Regions from separate parts of the Homo sapiens genome. Here region 2 is linked to region 1. A link is a loop called in an ENCODE intact Hi-C map of the cell type or tissue named here. Cell type or tissue: lower leg skin. All regions are shown on one strand. Each heading gives the region's core, and the rest is flanking DNA. Links, peaks and the distances in the headings are about the cores only. Region 1 has its middle 120 kb from the start of LINC02337. Region 2 overlaps LOC105370372 (a long non-coding RNA gene).

Region 1 (12,276 bases), core at 2,576-10,575:
AATATAAAAATTAGCCGGGCATGGTGGCAGGCACCTGTAATGTCAGCTACTTGGGAGGCTGAGGCAGGAGAACTGCTTGAACCCGGGAGGCAAAAGGTTGCAGTCAGCCAAGATCGCACCACTGCACTCCAGCCTGGGCAACAAGAGCGAAACTCTTCTCAGAAAAAAAAAAAAAAAAATTACTAACTGCCTAACTGCAGGAGATTTTAGAAAGCGTATTTCAAGTTTTTAGAAATGAAGTCCCAGTTTATAATAAGCATTTTACAGAACTCAAATTTCCACACAGCTAAACAAAAGGAAAAATGCAAAATAGTTTCTCATGGAAGCACTCAAGTCGTGCTGATCTGGGCACAGAAAGTCAAGGTTTGAAATATGCAAAGATTTAATTATGACATGAGGTAACTGACATCCTGGGAGAGGTCCTTTGGAAAGTTTCTCTCTTCAGCTGTAATTGCTTTGGGCTGGTATAAAATGGCTGCCCTGGAAAGTGTTCATAAAATAGAACCCATAGCTACTCACTCCCACCGAGACAGATTCTAATTTGTTTCCAAGCCTGCACCTGAAACTCCGTGCAGACACAGCTTCAAAAGCAACCTGAGAACGTTGCTACCAACAGTCACCATCTCTATTTCCAGACACCACTCGGGGATGCTGAAGCGTAATCCTAAATGATGATGTGACTTCATATTTTAATAACTGGCCATCATGTTTACTCTGGTTCCTCCTGGGGTTTCAGCACCAGCAATGTCCCCAGTGGGTGTTTGCTCAGCTGGGAAGGGCCTCCAGATCTGCCTTACAATGAGCCAAGCCGGCCCTCTCCTGCGACCGTGTTTACAGACTCTATCACTCATCCCCACCTAGCTGGCCAGCGCCCACCCTCACCACATGCGCATGTTCCCCGGCAGCTGGGCAACGGGGGCCGTCTGTGAGTGAAGCCAGCTCCTTTCACACCCACTTAGACACACTCCTAGAAAATGGGCCCAACGTGAACAGCTGTGCTTGGCTGGGGCTGTTGTAGGTAATCACGTTCTTCATGTACTTTCTTCACTCACAGTCCCTGTGAACCTCATCCCAGGAGAGCCCCCCCAGAAGACTTTCCTACATCCACTTCCTGCCGTCTGGGCTTCTCTCCCTGGCGGTCCCATTCTAATCCAAAGGTACTTTCAGAGAATGCTTTCTCCTCCTGGTTGAGTCTCATAAACCAGGCTGCAAAAGGCCGAGGAAGGAATGGGGAGCCAGAAGAAGGAGGGGGCAAAATACCAGAAAGGTGCCCACAGGATGGGAGAAGGATGCTGTGCTGCCGGACAGGGCAGCAGGATGGACACCGCCCGGAATGGCCACCACCGTCATCGTCTTCACTTCTGACGACAAGCACCAACTGCCCCTGCTGACATGTTATTACATCATTTTGTGCAAATCCTCTAAAAGTGATGCATCTGAGTAATCTCTTTACCAAACACAAGTCAGTCCCCTCCTTTTCTCATGGTGCAGGCTCTGCCCACACTAGCCTGTTGGTTTGGAAGGAGAAGAGCAGAGGTGCTCCTGCCCTTCGAAAGGAGTTGGGGGGCCTCCTAGGAGGCTTCTCAGATGTCAGCCCCTGCGATGAGGTTTTGCTGCTGTTTCACAGACAGGGGTCTGGTCTCCTGATGGGAGCACCGGACCTCAGAAGCTCCAAACTGGGCACGTGTGGCTCACCCTGCCCACCCAGGGTACCCCTAGCATCTCCCTGAGCCTCATGTGCTACCGCGTGTGCAGGGTAAGGGACACACATGGGGACATGGGGACACGGCGCCCTGGCCTGCAGGTCTGTAGCCACCCTTCCTAGTTCCCGTCTCCACCAGGCTTCTCCGCACCATGAGCAATTTCTTCAAATGCCAGCAGATTCTCCCTTCAGCTAGACACAATTCCCCTCTAACCCCGTCACTTATGTTTTGATTGAAGTCGTGTTTCTAGTTGCTGGAAGCTCTGCCTGGTTCTTCTTCAAAGCTTCCCGTACCTTCTTCCCAGTGGTTTTCATGGACCTCTGTTTCAGTTTCCTCTTGGGAAGATTTGGGTCTTGTTGCCTCTCTCTGGGCTCTGTTACGTGACGATCCTGCATCCTCCTCCTATTTGACGCACCTGACAAGAGTTCCCCTCAGCGCTGAAAATGGGCAATCTCTGCGTCAGGACATGGAAGACTTGGCAGAACATTTTAGAAGCCACTGGTTTACCCAGCACTTCTGGAATTTCTCAGAAATGAAGAGAACCGGCACGCCAGCTTCCTCAGCAAATTCTGGGTGAGTTGGTTCCTCTTGGGCTTCACATCTGGGGAGGATGAGCTCCTCTTCAGCAGGATTCGATCTGCGGGAAACCTGTGAGGTGCGGCCTCCAGGCATGTCTAGGGCCTGCGTCTGCAGGGCCTCAGAGGGGGATGCCCCGTCCTGGGACGGCCTGGGTGACTTCTCTTCGGGGGGTCCGCAGGCTGTGCTGGCAGCACGGTCCAGCCAGGGCAGGAGCGGAGCTGGGGCTGGAATCCAAACGCCACCATCCTCTCCTGCGGTCCAGCCTCCTGGCCACCAAGCACCAGTGCAGAGATGATTTCTAGAATGTGCTTTTACCAAGAATGGAACTTTTAGCAAGGACCCTGGCTTTATGGTGGGGGGGAAGTGACATTGCTTTCAATATTCCACTTGTTTATTTGGGGAGGACCAAAACACAGGTCTCTGGGTGACTGAGACCATGAGACCCACAATGCCGCCTGCCCCACCCTGGCTGCCAAAATACCACTTATTTATAGACCACTCCGATTTTCATTTTCTTCTTCGTCTCAGAGCCCTTGGAGATTTTTCCTACTTTCTTGCGAATTGAACTACCCATTTAAAATGTCTGCTGCATTTTGTGCAATATTTCTCCTTGTTTAGTAAGGGGTTTGGGGCTCTCTAATACATCACATGGTCAAATACAGAGGTTCCCAGCTACACAGTTGCTAAAATCCTTTCACATTCCCAAGTCTAGGGTTCCTCACATTTCTCCTCCAACAGCTTAGCTGGAATATAACTCACATACCATTAATTCTCTCATTAAAAGTGTACAATTTAATGGTTTTTAAATATATTCACAGGTACGTGCAACCTTCACCACAGTGCATTTTCGAACATTTCCATCACCACAAAGAGGAATTCTGTGCCTTCAGCTGTCACCCTCTAGCCCCCTTCTGCCCTTGCCCTCAGGTTCAAAGCCATCACTAATCTGTCTTATAGATTTTTGTCCCTATGGATTTTTCCATTCTGGATTTTTTTTTTTTTTTTTTTTGAGACAGAGTCTTGCTCGTCACACAGGCTACAGTGCAGTGGCACAATCTCGGCTCACTGCAACCTCCACCTCCCGGGTTCAAGTGATTCTCCTGCCTCAACCTTCTGAGTAGCTGGGATTTACAGGCACACACCACCATGCCCGGCTAATTTTTATATTTTTAGTAGAGACAAGGTTTCGCCATGTTGGCCAGCCTGGTCTCAAACTCCTGACCTGAAGTGATCTGCCTGCCTCAGCCTCCTAAGGTGTTGGGATTACAGGCATGAGCCACCATGCCCGGCCTGGAAATTCTATAGAAACAGAATCATATACTAGGTAGTGATTTGTGACTCACATCTTTCACTTACTATATAACGTTTTCAAGCTTCCTCCATGCAGCCTGTACCAGCACTTTATTCCTTTTTGAGGCCAAATAGCGTTCCACCACGTGGATACAGCACAGTTGTCTACCCATCCTCAGGGGGCGGACACTCAGGTTGTTCTCGTCTTTCGGCAACTGAGTGATGTGGCTGTGAACATTTATGCACGCGTTGATGTGTGGACGTGCATTTTTATTTCTCTTGAGTTTCCATTTCACATGTGCCTAGGGACGGACTTGCTGGTCCTATGGTAACTCCATGTTGAATCATTTGAAGAACGGCCACTTAGTTCTATGTGATTTTAGTCTATTTCCATTTACTTTTTATAAAAAACAAAAAAACCTGTATGTAGAATTTGCTAAATTTTTCTCATTGTACACCATTATCCCTGCCTTTAAAAAATACTGACAAGTATATCACTACTGTAAAAAAAAATACGCACATAGAAAAAAGTCTTAAAAGATGGCCCACAAAAGCAGTTATCACCAGGAAAAATGAATTTTTATTTTTGTGTTTTACCTCATATGTGTAGTCTAAATTTTTAATAATGAAAATAAATAACATTTGTCGTAAGGAAATAAATTAAGAATGGAGAAGATAACTTTCCAGAAAATGACAGGCAAGTGAGGTTTTGTTTTGTTTCAGGTTTTGTTTTTTTAATCAGAATCTAAAATAAATCCTTCTGCAAGACAATTCGAATGGTGCACACAGAGCCTCCCTCTCTGAAATGGAAGTGGTCTCAGTTAGTTGGGAATTGCAACCCAGCCTGAGGCCTAAGAGACATACACACTCCCATGGAACCAAAAATGGGCAATCTCTATGTCAGGAAATAGAATACGAGAGAAATTTCTAGAAGCAGCTGGTTTTTCCAACACTTCCTGAACTCTTCAAAGATGAAGACAGCTAGCACATCAGCTTCCTGGTGAATCGTGCTCTGAAATGTCAGTCAGTCTTCCTGCCCTTTGGCTCACCCTGGCAGGTGGATGTCCAGCTTCTCCCATGGCCCCTTTCTAGGGAATGTGGTCCCATTGGCCAGGTGTGTCAGGTGCTTGAGCCCAGAGCCTGGCTGTCACCCCACCCCAGCCACCCCAGGAGAAACCTGTGAACCTCAAGCCCAGACCCCAGCAAGTCTCTCACAGTCAGGGCTGGAAAAAAAGATCCTATGTATGAGTCCATGCTCACACTGCTGTAAAGAAACACCTGAGACTGGGTCACTGAAAAGAGGTTCAGTTGGCTCTTGGTTCCACAGGGCGTACAGGAGGCATGGTTGGGGAGGCCTCAAGAAACTTTCAATCATGGCGGGAGGCGAAGGGGAAGCTGGCAGGTCCTACGTGGCCGGAGCAAGAGGAATAGAGTGAAGGGGGAGGTGCGGTACACTTTTAAACAACCAGATCTCCTGAGAACTCACTCACTATCACCAGAACAGCAAGGGTGAAATCTGGCCCCAGGATCCCATCACCTCCCACCAGGTCCTGCCCCCAACACCGGAATCACAGCTCTGAGATTTGGGAGGGGACACGGAGCCAAACCACATGACCCAGGAGCAGGAGTCCCAGACTCAACAACCCCGGAAGGGAAGATTGCTTCTTATCTTAGAGGAATGCCCCACCACCACCACCGAACGGAAGAAAAGAAAGCATCCATCTGGGTTTTAATGTAACTTTAGGAAAAAATAGCAGAGGTACAACGATTTTCTTTCCCCCAAAATAACAAAAAAACAAAAAACACTCTGAAAATCTGAAATAGTAAAGCAAGAGGCAGGAGGAACGAGCATTGGAATTTTTTTGGTGTGGTTATATTATCCCTAAAATAACCCTCCAGTTCCAGGACTATTTCAGGGTTTGACTTGGCCTTCGAATTAGGCAGTTAGTTTTCTTATTTCAGGGAGATGAGTCAGGGTGTCACTAAGCCTCCCTTCTTTGTGAAGCTAATCTGATGCCTGGGAGAGGCCTCCTAGGTGAGCAGGCCCCTGGCACCAGGAAGCGGCCATGCTCCTGGAATTCCTGTCCATAGCCCTGGCTGCTGGGCCACCATGCCCAGGCCTGCCAGCAGCATCCGTGCCTTCTCACGCTCTGCAAAGGTGAATGCCACCTGATAGCCACTGGGCCAGGTGCGGGGGCCTCAGGAAAGGCCTTGGCAGTCCCACCTTCTCTCTGTGTCCACATTCCGTGAAGCCTTGGTTCAAGGCTCTCCACTTCCTGGCGAATCTGCTCTTTATTCATGTAAAGATACCCCAGTCAGTTCATGTTCACACAAGCAGATTCATCTGTCCACTAAGACAGGGGCCCACCAAACCCCCAGCCAGCTCATCATCACCCAAGCAATTCATCTGTCCACTAAGACAAGGGCCCTCCAAGCCCGTGGGAGGCCTACAGGGCTGGCTCGGCCCTTTCTTAGCTCCTGTCCCTCCTCACTCTTCTGCAGAGCTCACCATGACTTCTTGCTCTTACAGCTCAGATAGTATCTGTTTAAACTTCAAAATATTGATGGCAGAGGCATTACTGCTGCCATTCTAGAGATACAGGAGCAAGATGGACGATCAGGACACTTCCCAGGGTGATCCAGGAATCACGAGTGTGGCTGGGACTTAAGTGCAGCTCTACCTAAAGCCTGCACATCCAGTCACCTCGCCGCCCTCCCAGCCCCCAGCAGGACAGCTAGGCCCACCCTGGGCCACTCTCAGCCCAGAGCTTCTGGAATCAGTATCAACCCAGTAAATAAGATGACAACACGTTAATGGAATCAGTGCCACCCACACGCTTCTGCTGGAACAAGTGGAAAAGAGGCGTGAAACTGTTTCATGAGCAATAAATACAATCCAGAGATGGTCCCTATTTCTAAGGTAAAGTGGCAAAGCATGGGAATTATAGGGATTGCACCCGGGGCCCTCTGCTACCTCCGTCAGCACCATCCCTCCCCTGTCTCCTGGGGTCCTCTCCAGCCTATGGAGAGTCACCCCGACAGCATCCCTGGTGTGGACGCGATGTGGCTCTGCAGTTATATTAACAAATGTTGGCTGGGAGTGGTGGCTCACACCTGTAATCCCAGCACTTTGAGATGCTGAGGCGGGCGGATCACAAGGTCAGGAGTTCGAGACCAGCCTGACCAACATGGTGAAACCCTGTCTCTATTAAAAATACAAAAATTAGCTGGGCGTGGTGGCGCACGTCTGAGTAGCCTCCAGCTACTCAGGAGGCTGAGGCAGGAAAATCACTTGAACCCGGGAGGCGGAGGTTGCAGTGAGCTGAGATCGCACCACTGTACTCCAGCCTGTGCAACAGAGCGAGACTCCGTGTCAAAAAAATAAATTAAAATAAATAAAAATGTCATCGCCCTCAGGCAGAACCACGCTGAACAAAGCCCTGTAAAGCCTCCCCTGTTCCTGCAACAAATCCTGCACAGATGGAGCCCGAGGTGTTGCCGGAAGCAGAGGAACCTGAGTGCTGAGACCCCAGCGTGGGGCCCCTCCCCGGTCCCTCAGCAGCAGCTCCGCGTCCCACGCCTGCACTGCAGTGGCCTCCTGCACAAGCGAGGGTGCCAGCAGAGTTGGGATTGCAAGGCAGGCAAGTTGGGGGAGCTTTCAGAGTCAGGCCTCCCCAAGGAGCCTGGGGACCAGAGCTGCCCATATCAGCACACAGGACCACAGCCTTCTCCGGCACCTCAGCCAAGCCTCAAATCCTAGACAGGACTCCCTTCTCTGGATCCACCTGCCCAGCAGCACATTTATTTTAAGAGGGATTTTACTGACATCTGGTGGCAAGACAAGAAACCTCACTCTTTAGAAATACCAGATCCAGGGATTTAATCAGCCTCCATCAGAGACCATGAGCTCTAGAATAAAAAGGAAGCCAAGAGAAGAAATGCAGGGTTCCAGGACACTCACAGCTCCCGCCTCCCTAACAGGCACCAAGAAAGTGGGTGAAGCCGGAACTCGCTTGTATCCCCTGGCACCTGCGTCCCAGTCCGGCAGCAACGTCGCTTCCATCCACAACAACGAACACCTTTAGAAAACTCCCCAGCTTGGGACAGTGACTCCCTGGAGCCTTGTTCCCGAGCACTCGGGGTTTCCTGACCCCTCACTGGGGCTGCAGCTTCCCTCTGGCGGAGGGGGACCTCGACACTCCCCGAATTGGCCCCTGTCCCATAGCAGGAGGTCTCCTACCAGCCCCACATCAAAGTTGCAGGGAACAAGCACAGGTGACCTTGTGGTCCAAGCGTGAATGGATAGAGCCTTGTTTCACCCCACGACAACATTAAGGTGCAAACACTGGTGTGATTATAAGACATTTTCATGCACCCGTAGCTTATCAATGAAACACTTTAAAAACATGACCAGGCCTCAGTACCAAGTGCAAATCTACACTCACTAATCAGAACCTCCCCCTAAAAAAGACTAGGTCTTGTCTGGACAAAAGGGTAAAAAGTTGGACTTCTAGGCCGGGCGTGGTGGCTCACGCCTGTAATCCCAGTACTTTGGGAGGCCAAGGCAGATGGATCACTTGAGGTCAGAAGTTTAAGACGAGCTTGGCCGACATTGTGAAACCCCATCTCTACTAAAAGTACAAAAAAAATTAGCCAGGCATGGTGGTGGGTGCCCCTAATCCCAGCTACTCTGGAGGCCGAGGCAGGAAAATCAATTACTTGAACCTGGGAGGTGGAGGTTGCCGTGAGCCGAGACTGCACCACCGCCCTCCAACCTGGGCAACAGAGCAAGACTCTGCCTCAAAAAAAAAAAAAAAAAAAAAAAGTTGGACTTCCAGTCCAAAGTGAAGGACTTACTTTTCATTGACAAATGGGACAATACAAAGAGTATGCAGTCTGAACACAGCCATTCACACCCACTTAGACACACTCCTAGAAAATGGGCCCAATGTGAACAGCTGTGCTTGGCTGGGGCTGTTGTAGGTAATCACGTTCTTCATGTACTTTCTACATGTGTACTTTTTCCAGGTTGGCACAGCCCCCTGGCCTCCGCTTCATGCCTGCCTGGCCCCGTCTCATTGCAGCAGGCAGAAGTCCTGGTGGAAAGCCCCTGCTCTCAGTCCCTGCCCTGCCCGCACACGGCCTGCAGTGGGCTCAGCACTGGAAGCTCCTTTGGGTTCCCAAAGTGACTGGAAGCCCTGCAGCAGTGAGTCCTGCCTGATTCTCCCCACGTCCCTCAGGTCTGCCCAGTCTGCAGACAAAGGGCAGTTTGACCTGTTCCACGTCTGCCGCTGCCCATCCAGTGACTGTGCAGGGCTGTGCCAAGTCTGCACCCCCACGTGCACAGCACGTACACAGACATCGGCACCTGCACTCTTGGGGGCAGGAAAGGCATCTCCATGCAAACTGCTCATGGGAAAACACCTGCCTGTCCCCAGCCCTGCTTCCTGACCAGATGCTGATCCAGATGAGCCAGGCCTCCTTCCTGCCCACCCCAAGACTCACCCCCAACCCTGGACCTTCCCTACCCAACAGTCTCTTCCCAGAATGCCATGGGCCACCTTTCAGGAGCTCATTCTCTGCAGGGAGGATCGCTAGAAAATAAATGCATCGTCACAGGTCTCCTGGATGAGCCTTAGACCAGGGTCTGCATCCCAGCTCCTGCGAGACCTAATGTTGGAGTGGGACAGTGGGAACCCACAAAGCCAACAGCCCTAGGAATGCCTCCCTTCCCATTCCCGACAGCGAGACACACAGGAGCAGATGGAAGATTGTTTGCCAACCTCCTTGCAAAGTGTAGCAGGTACAAGTATCAGAGCCGCAGTACCTGAAATCGGTGGGATGCCTTGATTTTCTTTCTCCGTAACTGAAAAGTCACATATTCCACTGACCCGCATTTGCACAAATAGCACGAAACTTCATCTCACCCATCAAAGGTCACTTGGTCCTCTCCAGACTTCAAGGTGGTCGCTGGAACGCATCTCCTTCTCCCAGGAGGCTATCCAGGCTTCAGAATCTTCCACGTTGTCCTTCCAGTTGTCTACAGCCAGTCCTGAGCTGGCCTGGGTCTTCCACTGGCGTTTGCCCCGGGATGCCCCTCACCCTTGCTGACAGCCCTCACCCCATCCCCGCCTGAGGCCGGTGGTCCGTGCCTATGCCCCTTAGCCCATCTCAGAATCCTTGGTTCTCTGTGGCCCATGCGGCTCTTCCACAACCCCCTTGGGGCTCCAGAATCCTGTGTGTCAAGGCAGGTCAGCAGCTGCCCTGGGGCCTTCTTTGGTCACCATCCTTCACTGCCCCTCCAGGGCTGGGCCACTGTAGGCTTCTCGGTGAGGCTGCACCCACCCCAGGAGACCGGACCCTTCTCTGCAGCCCTGAGCCCTTACCCAGGGCCTCCATGGGCTTACTACACCTGGGCTCGGGCCAATCCCCTCCTGTCACCTTTCTCCTTCCAGGCCCTCTTTGATCTTTGGTGCAGCCAGAGAGTCACCAAGGATTCCCTAAGCTGTAGTCAGGGTGTGATTCTGTCCTGGACCCTCATTCTCTGACCTTCCGCAGGCAAAGCCACGTCCGTAGAATTCTTTCCAAATCTTTTCTCTCTCAAACTCTGGCTTTTGAAAATCAGATGTTTTTAGATATCAGTCTTTAGATACTGCCTGTGCAATAGCATTTAATGACCACAGTTTAAAATTTAACAGTGAACAGTGATCTCTTTGCTGTGAGCTAGACTCACCTGAGAATCACGTAGACTGGGATGAGGAAATGGAGGCACCCTGAGAGCAAATCGCAAAGAAGTGCCTGTGCTCAGGGGCCCACGAGGGCTCTGCCGCTGCACTTGCATGGTCCCGAGGGTAAACGCCTCTAACCTGTGCGCACCACGCACCTCCCTCACCTTATGCTGTGCCAGCCGTGCCCCTAGGGCCAAATGCCTGTGACTGGAGGAATGGAGTCTCCAGGGAGCAAAGCAAGAATGACTGGGGTGTGGGGCACGCCAGGTGGCATCTGAGGAGCAGACTCTGCTGCCAGAGGCTTCCAGCACCCCAGGGACATCGTACCCATGTAGAGACAGGGTCTGGAACATGCAGAGATGCATAGATACGTAGACATGGATCTGACACGCATGTGGATCTATAGATGCAGAGACAGGCCAGGACCTGGTCCGTGTACACGCGGTATTGATTCATGTGCGCCCCACACTCCCCTCTGAACTCCTCACTGTGATTTGGGGTGAGGGGGAGGGAAGTGATTGGCCAGTGCACCCTAGCAGGCACATGCGTCCTCTGCTCCAGTCAGCACAGATACTGGGGCGGGGGGGGGCTTCACCCACTTCTGGACAAACCATGGCATCCAACACTGACTGATGTCCGCACCAGGCTTCTCTGGGTAGACTGGAAGCGTTGCGGTTTGGGGACAGTGAGGGAGGTGATGACAAGCTTCTGCCATCATTCTCAGGGGACACCTCATCTGAGCCACAGAACCCAGAAAATGACTGCAGGGATTCACCTTTCAATCCCCCCAGGGATGGTGCATTACAAGCACCATGACAGGTGCTCAGGAGAGAGGCAGATTCTGGCCCCATGTGGATGGAGTGGGCGCTTAGGGCCCCTGTTGGGAACACCTGTTTGGGCGCCTTCTGGAAGCCTAGGAGTGACCCAGGAAGAAATCCCACCTACTTCATCCCGAAGGAAGTGCCACGAACGGGGACTTTCACAGACCCCATGGGTATTGAGAGATCACATTTGCAGATCCAAACCTCCAGTTCTGTAAAATTTAGTAGAGTTTTTGTTTCAGCAATTTTTTTTGCCATAGAAACCATAAAAATTCAAAAGTCATTTTTCAAATATTTCAGATGACAGAGTTCACATACTCTTAAGAGAAGTATATTTATTATTTTATATGTGACCTTCGATGAAAGGACAAGAAAACTTGCTTTGGAGTGAGTGAAGGGTGGGGGATTAGCCGCATGTGTGAGGAGATATGTATATTTTCTCACCAAAGATGTGAAATTAAACTTCTCCTAAACTGTAAAAAGGGACTGAAGAAAAGGCAGGAGAGTCAAATCTGGGTGTTCCAGCTGGAGTCAAACAGGTGGACGGACACAGGCTCTTGGCCAGGAGCCATGGTTCAAGGCTCACGGTGCGGGGTTGTGTTCAATCCACCAGGCCCTGTCCTGACCTTGGGCAAGTTGCTTCCCCTCTCTGAGTCCTGCTTCCCTGACTGTAAAAATGAGATCAGCCCCCATTGCTCCACTGTTGCTTGTCTCAAGCACTGAGACGGACAGGCAGTCTGTGCTTTGCACGGGGGCCAGCACGAGTGGGCCTTAAATAAACGGACACTACGCCGCCGGCAGCACGCTATGATGGGCAGGAAGCGTGCTGGCTGCAAGGGCAGAGGCTGTGACGGGCAGGAAGCATGCTGGCTGCAAGGGTGGAGGCAACGTCTCCATGGATTCCCAAACGTCACCGAAGCAGGCCCAAGTCGCAGGCGACACCCCTCAGTGTTCCACGTGGCTTCACCAACCCCCTGGAGCAGGAATCCCACCATTCGGGTGGCATAGAATGAAGGCAGCCAACCTGTTCCAGCCCCAATCTGCTCACAACTGGCCCTGCTACTGTCTTCCCCACTTAAAGGAGGGAGAAACTGAGGCTCAAATGGCAGAACTGGAATCAGAATAAGAAGCCAGTTCTAGTCTCCTGGTGGGGAT
Region 2 (12,276 bases), core at 2,820-10,819, 970 kb before region 1:
AGGTCAGGCCTCATTAGAAAGGGCTCAGGAGCCAACTGAGTGTAGGCCAAGGAGAGCCTCTGTGGGCCGACGTGCCCACCTCCATCGTCAGCCAGGGCCTGTCCATGGCACCAGTCCCCTGCCAGCCTCCTGATGCTCTCCAGGCGGGCAGGGGCCTTTCGGGCCAGGGGAAGAAAGTGACACCCGCCCTTCTGTGCCTGGCTTTGGGTCACCTGTCCCCGTTCCAGGGCAGCGTGGCACAGGTCTGAGGGCTCTGCTGGTCACTCAGCCCCTGAGGCAGCCCCGCCAGCCCAGGCCCGAGCACCTCTTCCCTCCAGGCTGGGCACAGCCAGTCCCCACCTCCCACCTTCTGCCTCCGCCAGTCCCGGGACATGGAGTCACACCTTGGAGGAGATTCACACTGTGTCATCAGCTGGCGCGCAGGTGACTCCGGAGCGCGGATCGTGCCAATCGGCCCAGGGAGGCTCCGCGCCGTCACCATCTCTCCCCACGCCCTCCGCCCATCCCTGTCCACCCCCTGACCCACACACCCTCGGCTCTAACCCGGGATTTCGGGTTTTGCTGCCATTTAGAAATGACATTCTTACTTGTTGAATTCTAAAATGGAAGCAACACAGCTGTCTAGTAAATCAAATTTAGTGAATAAACGAGCCGTTCTTGTTTAGTATTGTCTTTAGGTCTTATTTCTCATGTCTCCTTTCATTAGAGGTTTTCATTGTAATCTCTTCGGCTCAACAAAGACAACCAAATCTGCCCTGTTAATTTTGTAATTGAGGTCTATGCAAACATATTGCCATAGCCATGGAAAATGTTTACTCTTTTTCAGCTGAACACACAGTACATTTTTAGTTGAATAAGATCCAACTGAAAGGCATAAATCAAGCGTTTAAAAATAGAAAGAGGATCGCAAAGCCTAGTATGTCAATATGCTCGTCAAGTGTTAATGCAGAAAGGCAGAGTTAGGCGGCCCCGGGCGCTGGAAACTGCGTTTGACCTCCTCCCTGCCCCTCTGCGTCTACAGTTCAGTTCTCACAGAGGCCTCTGGCGGGAGGAGCCACCATTTAGAATACAGATGGCCAAAGGAAACACCATTTTTAAATAGTTACTTTAAAAAAATCCTTTCAGATGAAAAAATCTGCTATGGTTGATCTTTCTGGTGTTGGTGAAAGGAAAGAGAAATCTCCGTGTGGGGAGGCCCTGGGCAGCGTTCAGGGACCGAGCCCTGTGGAGCGGAAAGGCTCGAGACTGGACCTATCTTGCAAAAACAAGGCTCCTGTTAGCAGAATCGAAGTCCATTGAGGAGCTGGAAGAAGACAGGTCCCTTCTCTAAAGCACTGTGATTAGCTCAAGCTCGTTGGATTTGCACTTTTGGAGAAGATGTGTTCAGTGAGGGCTGTGGAAGGCTAGGCAGGCTGGACGCCCGGCTAGAGGCCAAGCCTGCAGACGGCAGAAAGGCGAATGCACCTTCCAGATGGCCGCCTTTCCTGAAGAACTGCCTGGGGTTGCATTTGTGGAAGCCAGCCATCCTTCATCAACAAAGCAACAAATATCGATTGTTCAATTTACACATTTTCATTTTCATAATTTTATTTGTACACATTTGAACACCCTGAGGTTTGTAAACATTTAGTAACTTATCCAAAGGTCACAGGACTATCCACGCTTCAAATCCGGGCCCCTGTCCTGGACTTGCAGGGGTGCAGGATGAAGAAACCCCAGCCTGCTGTGAGGGACCTGAGGCTGCTGGGAGAGCTGAGAAGTGTGTGCGGTTGCAATGACGAAGCGTGCACGGTGGCTGGGAGAGCTGGGAGGTGTGTGCGGTTGTGATGATGAAGTGTGCACGGTGGCTGGGAGAGCTGGGAGGTGTGTGCGGTTGTGATGATGAAGTGTGCACGGTGGCTGGGAGAGCTGGGAGGTGTGTGCGGTTGTGATGATGAAGTGTGCACGGTGGCTGGGAGAGCTGGGAGGTGTGTGCGGTTGTGATGATGAAGTGTGCACGGTGGCTGGGAGAGCTGGGAGGTGTGTGCGGTTGTGATGATGAAGTGTGCACGGTGGCTGGGAGAGCTGGGAGGTGTGTGCGGTTGTGATGAAGTGTGCACGGTGGCTGGGAGAGCTGGGAGGTGTGTGCGGTTGTGATGATGAAGTGTGCACGGTCGCTGGGAGAGCTGGGAGGTGTGTGCAGTTGCGATGACGATGTGTGCACAGTGACGGCACTGCAAAATGTGACGGAGGCTCCGAGCAGGGGTTCCTAGGGGCCGGAGGCTGGGTCTACCCTGGTTGGGGCTGGCCCGGTGGAAGGAACGAGAAAGACAGTCTCAGGAACAGTGACGTGTGGAGATGGGAGGATGAGACACGCCCCCAGTACTGAAGGAGACCCTGGTGGTGGCAAAGGCGGGTTGGGACAGAATGTGGGAGGCTTTGAACATCAAGACACGAGTCTGGACTCATTTATAGTCAGTATTTTTTTATGAGTTAAACAAAAAGACGTGTGGCATTTTGGGGTCTGGACACTTTTAAATCAATGACTCCTAAGTGTTTACAAAGCAGGAAACAAGGTTTGAACCATGAGCTTCAGGAGCAGGACGGGCTCCTGGAGCCTGAAAGGAGCCCAGTCTCCCTCTCTGTGGGCGGCCGGATGCTCCTGACTTGGGTCAAGAGGGAGAGTCGTTCTCCTGGTCTCTATGCCGGGCTGTGACCACTGCCTGTCATTCAAGATGACCCTTTCGGGGTGTTGAGGACTGAGGCAGCTCTGGAATGTCACCCTACCTGTAACCTAACCTGCCCAGCTTCATGGGTGCTGGGAGGAGATATGGGGCTCTGAGGTCAGGGAGGGAGGACAGCTTGTTACAGCAGTGACAGTGGCTGTGAACCCGCAGGACCCCATGTCTACTCAGCCCCGTGAAGGGACCAGTGCTGCCGCACACACCATGAGTCAGGGTCATAGGAGAGCACCCCTGAGTCTTCTGCCACAGAGGAAGGCACTGCCTTTGCCTTCCAGGGCTGTATTTGCTTTCAGGCGTCCTTGAACAGGTAGGCCTGAACAAAGGGGAGGCCAGTGTCTCGCTACATGGGGTGTATGGAAAATGTGCCACCCGCAGAGAATTGCCTTCCAGTGGTGAATCGGTGGCAGCTGGCAGACCCAGCTGAGCTGTGCTGTGGGTAAGCCAGTGGTGGGAGAGGCCTCGCCCCTGGAAGCATGGTGCCCATGTGTTGCCGCCACGTCCCTGGGGTCTCTGGGCTGGAGTTCCAAAGTCGTCTTCATCATGAAGAAGCACATCCAGGCTATGGGCAGAACTGTCTTGAAGCCGTCCAGCTGTTTAAATTCTACATTCTGTGGGGCATGCACGGGGTTGGCTTATTCAACCTTCCTTCCATTCTCCCTGTGGTTGGAGAAGACAGAGAACAAAACAACTCATTTCCAAGATGCTTGGCAGCTGGGCAGAGTCCACCAACGAGAGGCACCCAAAGGCAATCCAAAAGACAGGCGGAAGAGGAGCGCATCTTGTTGCCATTGTGCCATGTTTGCTGGAAAGCACCGTTGTTGAGATGTGAGTATTTCTGCGTGATGTCCGTTCTTCAAACCCCAGACGCAGTTGGATGGCAGCGGATGGCAGCCGTGACCCCGCGGGCTCCCGGCTTCTGCTCCTGGTCCCCAGCTGGCTCAGGTGAATCCATGGTCAATGGCAGCCCCAGGAATGGCGGCCCCCATGATGGGTGGGCTTTACATTGTCCTGCAAGTAGTTTCTGGGAGCCACAGCCAAGTGAGAACTTGCTTCAACTTTCCAGTCACTTTCAGAGACACCAGCATTACCTCCTTTCCTGCTGAAGACACCTGGAGTGGCTTCCCTTCTCTGCCTCAAACCCTGACTGGTTCACATTCTTAGTTCATACCTTACTGTTGTTTACAAATCACCTGCAAACTCTTGGCCACAGTGCAGCGGGGGCGGGGCTGAGCACTCTGCTCCTAGGGTGTGGCCATCGTGGCTGAGCACTCTGCTCCCAGGGGGCGGTCAGGCAGGGGTCCGGGATGGAGAGAGGGCGGCCCCATTAGGGGCGATGAGATGCTCTCGAATCTGATTTGATCATCCCCACTCCTGCTCCTCAGCCCCCTGGAGCCGCATGTCTCCTTCAAGGCTGCTGTGATGTGGATTTTCACCTGGCGTCCATGGATAGCCACGTCCAGTGGGGAGGGGTGTGGGAGCAGGAGAGCCCCTCGGGGGCCCCACCCTCCTCCTGCGCACGTTGCTGCTGCTGGAATGGCAGGACACAAGCTGCTCCAGACTCAGTGAGCCCTCATTAGTGAGCTTTCTTCATGGGCTCAGGAAGATCTACGGCCCTTTGTCTACTTTTGAATAACAAGTTATCCCAAATGCAATGGCTTAAAGCACACATTATGGCACAGTTTATGGGGTCGGGAATCCAGGGCCTGTAGCTGGGCACCTCCTGCCCAGGGCTTCTCCTGAGGACAGCAAGCTGTGGCCAGGCCCAGGTCTCATCAGAAGGCTCAGCAGGAGAAGGATCCACTTCCACAGTGGGCTCCCACTGACTGTGGCCAGGTTCCTTGTCACCTGGGCTTTCCAGAGGGAAGCCATGGCCTGACAGCTGCCTGCCTTGGAGTACATAAGAGAGAGAGAAAGCATGAGAGGCCCTGAAATGGAAGCCACAGTTGTTTTGTGGCCTGAGGTTGGAAGCAATATTCCATCATGTTTCCATATTCCACGAGTTCAGTCCGTGCTCAAGGGGAGAGGATTACCGGGGAAGTAGATCCCAGGGGAAGGGGTGGCTGGGCTCATTTACGGCTGCCGACCACCCTGGACTTTGGGAAACAACGCAGCCCGTGTCTGGGTTTGCGGCATGGAGACTGCTGCGCGGTCACCAGGGCGGTTTGGATGGGTGGAGGCGGCAGACGGGACTGACCTGCCCCTGGAGGCTGTGGTGGAGTTACTGGCTGGAGTGGGGGCCCAGTGTGTCTGCGGGGAGGGAAGGCAGGGTGGCTGGGGAGTGCTGGAGTAGGGTCCCAGGGGCTGTGTGTCTGCGGGGAGGGGAGGCAGGGTGGCTGGGGAGTGCTGGCCATGGGCCTTGGGGGTGTCCGGGGAGTGCTGGTCATTGGGGAGTGCTGGACATGGGCCTTGGGTGTGGCCTTGAGCCCGGCCCCTGCAGAGGCGGTGCTCCCTGTGCTGGGCACTGCATGGGGCTGAAATGTCTTCCTGTGGCCACTGGATTCCTTGGACCAGCAGAACAAGCCTGGCCCTCGTGGCAGCTGCAGTTGCTTGTGCACACACACCCTGTGGGTCCTTTGCTGTCTCAGTACATGAGAAACACCCTGGACTCCCCCGTTTCTCGTTGGACGTAACTCTCAGTCCCAGCTGACTGCTGTTCTCCTTAACTCACAGCAGCCCCTCCTGGGACCAGCTCAGAGGTGCCTGGGAGAGGCAGTGCGGCTTCTAGACACCCTTCTTTGTAATCCAGCCACACGGGTTGTATTGGCCACGGAAGCCCCATCCACCGCTGAGGACTGGGCTTCCTGGGCTCGCTGCGGAGCCTCCCCCATCTGCCCCAGACACACCTGCCTCCTGCATGGTGGCCACTCTTGTCGGACTCTGTGCCTGTCCCCACATTTATTCTGTTAAACTTTTCTTTGCAGTACTCAGCCTGTTGTGCTGGGTCACTGTTCAGCTGATTAAAAATGGCAGCTTCCCTCAAAAGCAAATGTTATTGTAGCCCTTGGGTGTCAGAAAAGAGCAGGCAAACCCAACCTAAAGGCTCCTGGGCTTTCTGCAATTGTCCCCGTCGGCGTTCAGTAGGAACACGCATGGAGTGTGGGAGAACTGGATCGTGCAGGTGGGAGTTAAAGGCAAGAGGGGATCCAGGAACGCCGGGAAGCTGCTGCCTGGAGGGGGTGGGATGCTGGCAGGGGCTGAGCCTCCCCAGGACACAGCACCTTCGTCACTCTGACCACTGGGCCCCCTGCCCCACCTCTGACCACTGGACCTGAGTGGGGTGTGTCTCCATTCTGTGCCCATTGGCTCCTCCCTACTCCTCGCCAAGGGAGAGACCAGCCCCTCCCATCACAGGCTCCTTGGAGGGCTGGAATCCAGCTCAGCTTAGTTCAGCAAAAGACCATGAACCCTACTGTGTCCAGGTACAGGATCGAGGTGAGTCTAAACAGAACAGACCCCAGCGTTGAGACAGTGACAGTGAGCCTCTGTGAACACCTGCGGGTCCCCAGCCCAGCTTCTCACTGTGAAATCTTGAGGGGCAGCGGGAAAGTAGGGGCCGACCTTGCTCCAAGTCCCTAACAGGGAGCCCGCTTCCCTGAGGGTGAAGGCAGAGGGGCTCAGCTTGTGCGGGACCAGGGCGGGGAGAGCCCGGGGAGGGAGGGCGGGCGTGGCGGGCAGGGCACGGGGAGCGGACCTTGAGCGGCCGCCTGCCGCCCCCTCCATGGGGGGTGCAAGGGGTGGAAGCTGTGAGTGTGGACACGAGTGAAGCGGACGCAGGCAGGGCAGCCTCAGGCTCCTCGAAGGGGGCTTTCTGGTCAGAGTGGGAGGGGTCTGACATCTGTGGTTCTGTGGTCGCACAGCCTTTACCCAGTATTGAAAAGTAATGTTGCCTCGTGGGGAAACGGAAATGGCCAGCAAGGGTGGGTTCACCTCAGTCCTCCTCACCCGTTCACCTCAGTCTCCGCACCCCCATCCTGCTCTGTTCACCTCAGTCTCCTCACCCCCACCCTGCTCTGTTGTTCCCCTCGGTCTTTGAGACAGGACCAAACGCAGAGGCGGCGCTGGTGCAGCAGGGTCAAGGGGCAGCCTGGGCACCAGCCTCTCAGCCTCCCGGCTAGTCAGCCCCGAGCCGGTCCCAATCTGTCGGTGCTTCCTTGGGTCCTTCTCCAACCAGCGTCCTTTTCAGCAGCAACAGGGAGGCTGCAGAGGCTTCCGGGCTGTGGCAGGCTTGACCAACAGAGCCAGGGGCCAGAGTTGCGAGCGATCATAGCCACTGTCACTGAGAGGGCTTTCTGGGTCGCAGCCGCTGTCGCTGAGGAGGCTTTCTAGATTGTGGCCTCTGTCGCTGAGCGGGCTTTCTAGATGACAGCTGCTGTTGCCGAGGGAGCTTTCTAGATCATAGACACTGTTGCTGAGCGGGCTGTCTGGGTTGTAGCCACTGTCGCCAAATGGGCTGTCTAGATTGTAGTGTCTGTCGCCGAGCAGGCTTTCTAGGTGGTAGCCTCTGTCGCTGAGCGAGCTTTCTAGATTGTAGCCTCTGTCACCGAGGGGGCTTTCTGGATTGCAGCCTCTGTTGCCGAGCGGACTTTCTAGGCTCAGTCACAGGCCACATGCTCTGCGTTCGCTGCCTCCTCTGCTTCTGCCCGCTTCTCCAGGGCTCACCCATCCTGCAGATGAGGGGCCGAGGGCTCAGAGGGAAGGGCCCGCGTACGCTGGGTGCATCGCTGTGTACACAGATCCCGTGGTGAGGCACGGTCCCAGACCCCCGCTTGACCCCAAACCCCAGTCTTTACCCCCACCCAAAACCCCCAAGCCCCATGTCTCCCAAGCCCTTTCACAGTCTGCTCTGCCCACCGCCCCCACTCTCATGGCCTCTGGTGCAGCCACAGGGCCTTGGTAATGGGGGACTGTTGGGGGGCTATCTTTTCGGGGTCTCCTCTGTGGCCCCATCTGCCGGGGAGGAAAGGTCACGGGGGCCTGTGTGGGGCAAGGCAGCATGAAGGGCTTTGCTGTGGGGTCATGGGTCTGGGATGGGCTCTCGGCCACCCTGCGGCCTCCTGTCAGGTGTGCACAGCTGAGCCTGAACTTCCCGGACGAAGGAGGCTGCTATTCCCGGACCCGCCATAGAGAGGCAGTGCAGGACAGGGCTTGAGGTCCCGGCCCAGGCGCTGCAGCTTCTGGGCTCAGCCTGGGCTCTGTCCACTGACAGATCCTGGCTTCTCCGCCAATCCCCCTGTGTTTAGCGGGGTGAGGATGGGAGGGTGAGGTGATGGTCAATCCTCATGTCAACCTGGCTGGGCCATGGCACCCAGATATCTGGACAGACGCCCCTGGGACGCGGCTGTGAACAACTTTTTCTATGAAATTAATGTTAATTCAGGGGACTTTGAGAAAAGTCGTCTGGCTGTGGTGTGGGTGGGCCTCATCCACTCTGCGGAACGTCTTAAGAAAAAGACTGGGGTCCCCACAGAAGAGGGAATCCTGCCTGCAGAGAGCTCTGCACTTGAACGGCAGTGTCGACTCTCTCAGGTTCCCGACCAGTTCCTGAAAATCTCCCCCTCTGTGTGATGTGTGTGTGCGTGTGTGGGTGGTCCCACAGCTTCTGTCTCCTGGAGCCCCTCACCACTGCAGGCGTGGGGCTGCCCTTGGGGCTGGAGGGTGCGTGATGACCACAGGGTGGCGGTCGTGTGTCCTCACTGCCTGGTGCCGTCGCCTTCGGGTGGATGAGACGTGTGGCTCTGGGTCAGCCCCCAGAAGTGGCGGAGGGGTCCGTTGTTCTTATTATTAACTACCTCCTTCACTTCCTCAGACCTACTGTTTTCGACGTCTAAGTCAGCCCTCACCACCACCCCACGAGCTGAAAGATCTTGCCCCTGACTTTGAGACTTGAACCCTGGAACTCCCTTCCTGGAGCCTGCGTTGCCTGGGACAGGGGTGGCCAGGGTGAAATTGGCAGCACCTGGTTGCTCACTCCCGGCCAGCCCTGCCTGCTCCACCCAGCCCCGGGGACGGATTCCTGGTGTTTCGGGGCTGTCTGCCGGCCATCTGCTTGGTAGGGCCGTCGGAATCACCTTTTACAAAGCTCTTCTATCAGTGATTCAGGATCAAGGAGTAAGAGTGCTTTCTGGGTTGAAAAACATCGTGTGGGATCTTTAGCTGGAAAACATTTTATTACAAATATTTTTCAAGTCTATGTGGCCTCTTAAAAAGTCCCATCTTTTTAACACAGTGTTTCCCGGGCCAGCCACGTTTAGCCTTCTAAAGCTTCGTATGCAGCCTCTTACCTAGGAAACGATGCAGCTGTTCAGTCTTTTGCAAGGAGCAAGCCTTTGGTCTAAGAAGCAGCTTCGGGGGTGGAGGAGGTGGTGCTGCTGGGAGACCCGCCCCGGGCACACGTGGAGGTGGGGCTCATGGGAGAGGTGGGGCCTGCAGAGACCCGTCCTGAGGTTTGTGCTCCCAGAGCTGCGCGGGGCAGCGTGGGAGTCACCAGTCACACAGATCGTTTACATTTAAACTCATCCAGATAAAATGAAGAGTTCAGTTCTGCAGTCGCACCTACTGGAAGTGCTCAGGAGCCCACCGTGGTCCCCGTGCAGGGAGGGACTGCAGGGCGGGCTTCTCCTCCTGCTGAGAAAGCTCCCGTGGGTGCAGCTCCCACCTAGGTTTGTAAATAAAGCTTCCTGGGACACAGCCAAGCCCGTGGTTCATGGATCCCCTCTGCTGGCTTTTTTTTTTTTTTTTTGAGATAGAGTCTTCCTCTGTCACCCAGGCTGGAGTGCAGTGGCGTGATCTCAGCTCATTGCAACCTCGGCCTCCCAGGCTCCAGTGGTTCTCCTGCCTCAGCCTCCCGAGTAGCTGGGATTACAGGTTCCCGCCACCACGCCTGGCTAATTTTTTTTTAAAAAATATTTTTAATAGAGACAGGGTTTCACCATGTTGGCCAGGCTGGTCTTGAACTCCTGGCCTCAGGTGAACCACCGCACCCGGCCTCTAGTGCTTTTGTGCTATAATCCGGAGGTTGAGTTGCCACAGGGACCAGAGAGCCTGTGAAGCCTCAAATGCTTTTCATCCCGCCCTTGATGGAGAATCTTTGCCGACCTCTGCCCTCAAGCACAGCTGTGAAATCCAGCTGGGTCTGCCTGCACGGCAGTGTGGCTGCATCACACCTGAGGCCCACTGTAGGTGGTTATGTGGGGCGCTGGGGTGCTGGCCTTGCCATGTTGTGAGTGGCAGGTCTGGGCTGTGCTACGGCAGTGCACACGGTAGGGCTTCTGTGCACAGCAGCAAAGGCGCCAGTCGTGGAGAGCACAACGGGTGGGGGGGTTCGGGCAGGGAGCGGCCTCGGCACAGATGACCTCAAGTGTGCCTGAACGTGCATGTTTCCCATGGGGTGTGTCCAGCCAGCGTGTGAGCAGCGTCTCCTTGGGCAGAGGTGCGTCAGGCCATGGGACTGCCTGGGACCATTTCCTTTGGCTGGGGCACAAGGAGACGGAGGACCATGCCAGAGCAGAAACCATCCCAATGCCCAAGGAAAAGGACCACAGGCTGTTTTCAGAGAGACCAGGAATAGCAGAGGCCTCCTGGCCCACGGTCCTCAGGGGAAAGAGGCCATGCTTTCCAATGGAAATCAGGTTCATCTCTGGAGAGCTGTGTCTAGAAAGCGCAGTTCACCAAACAGCATAAACTCCAGAAAAGGGAAACTCACACTTGGAATAAAGGTGAGGAGGGCGCCAAACATCGATAGCAGAAGTCCTTGGAGCCAAAGCCACGCAAGGACGCTGGCACTGGGGCGTGGGGCTTGGGCCTGCGCGGTTTTGGAAGGGTCTGTTCCAGCCGCCGAGGACTTGGGCTCAGCTGATTCAGCAGTGAAGACACAGGCAAGTTGGGGACGGGGGGGGTCGTGGCGGTCCGTCCCTCTTCTCTGTAGGAAAGCCGCAGACAGTGGCTGGATCCTCTATGGCTCTTGCTGTGTAGACACTACTCAAAAGTAGCATCTTCTGAAAGGTGGTGAAACTCCTGGAGTTGGTTTAACAGCAGACGGGCGTGTGCTTTTGTGAATAAACGAATGGGGGCCAGGCGCGGCGGCTCACACCTGTAACCCCAGCACTTTGGGAGGCCGAGGTGGGTGGATCACCTGAGGTCAGGAGTTTGAGACCAGCCTGGCCAACATGGGGAAACCTGGTCTCTACTAAAAATACAAAAATCAGCCGGGCGTGGTGATGCGTGCCTGTAATCCCAGCTACCTGGGAGGCTGAGGCAGGAGAATCGCTCTAACCTGGGAGGCGAAGGTTGCAGTGAGCCGAGATCGTGCCCCTGCACTCCAGCCTGGGTGACAGAGCAAGACTCCATCTCAAAAAAAAAAAAAAAAAAAAAGAATGGTGGAATGGTGTCCTGACACGTATTCAGTTAAAATCTCAGGGAGGGCAAGCAGATGCCCTGTCTGCAGTCATTTGTCTCTGAGCACGGCATCTCGACGCTCCCTGTAAGTGACTGTCTCAACTGTGCACTGTTCCAGGTTCTCCTGCTGCTTGTCTGTGGTCACTGCAGGGCTGGGGGAAGCTTTGGGTCCCTTGGCCTCTGAACTGTGGTTCTCAGAGGACCCAGGGTTGGAATCTGTTCATCTGGACACAGCTGTTGGCACATAGGGACAGAGGCAACCTCCTCTGGAATCAGAGTGAGGAACTGGGAGGATCTTGGGCAAAAGGCCAGCTGCACCACCGTGGGTCAGCACTTCGTCATGGTTTATGTTTTGGAAATCTAAGAGTCTGGGGTGTGGCTCTCAATCTTGTTCAGGCACCAGTTTACCCCAGATCACCAGAGGTGACCAGGCCCTGATGCAAGATGGGGAGAGAGGGTTTGTGAATTTAACAACAGACCAGCTGGTTGAGAAACTCAAACTGCAGAAGGAACTATACGTAGTTCACTAATAGGTGACTTACGCTATAAATGTGCAAGAGATGTTCCAGATAACATACAAGTGTAACTTGATTCTAGTGTGAAGTTCCAATTCCTCCTCATTGATAGAGCCCTTAGTCAGCAAATCTTTCTCTCTCTCTCTGTCTCTCTCTCTCTCTCTCTCACACACACACACACACACACACACTCACTGTGGATGTATCGAGTAGTGTCTTTCTGCAAAGCACTTTGTCAAGGTGGTTTGGGGACCAGCCTTGCCCTGGTCCTGACCCTGCTACCTGTGTTCTTCCATTACCCTGGTCTTGTTGTTCCTGGTGCACGTGCTCTTAGCCATTGATGATATTGGTGATAGAATGCAATTCTCAGAGCCCTCTCAGTCTGTCTGCAACAAATTAACATTCAATCCTAAAACTGTACAGAGTTTGGGAAGTGGCTGGGTGTTGCCGTTGGTGTTAGGCTCTTGGTTGGTCCTGCCCTGACTCACAGGAGGTGGCACGGCTGCCACCTCTAGTTTCTGGAGCCATCTCTGAGCTCCCTAATGTTGCAGTGCTCCCCACTGCTCACACACACCCCTTCCTCTGAGGTGGTTTTGATCTGTTCCCTCCCTGACCCCAAGTACAGAAGCTCTGTTTTTTCCTCT

Evidence for each region. Peaks named below come from ENCODE experiments on the same cell type or tissue, not always from the same donor. Only the 100,000 strongest peaks of a DNase experiment are listed, where the experiment ranks them.
Region 2: a loop joins it to region 1, with 7 times the contacts of the local background. A loop is called at or near these places in 88 of 110 quality-filtered maps.

The regions. Positions count from the first base shown.
Region 1 is chr13:111,469,754-111,482,029 of GRCh38, reverse strand. No RefSeq gene overlaps it. Among named protein-coding and RNA genes, the nearest start is that of LINC02337, 120 kb to the left of the region's middle. RefSeq lists an enhancer at 6,664-7,164. In lower leg skin, for the core only: no CTCF peak of the experiment used is centred there; DNase peaks (open chromatin) are centred at 7,149, 7,660 and 9,718.
Region 2 is chr13:112,439,739-112,452,014 of GRCh38, reverse strand. The region is part of intron 2 of LOC105370372 (a long non-coding RNA gene); the gene reads left to right. Among named protein-coding and RNA genes, the nearest start is that of SPACA7, 70 kb to the right of the region's middle. In lower leg skin, for the core only: a CTCF peak has its summit at 7,783; DNase peaks (open chromatin) are centred at 3,089, 4,194, 7,854, 8,602 and 4 weaker places.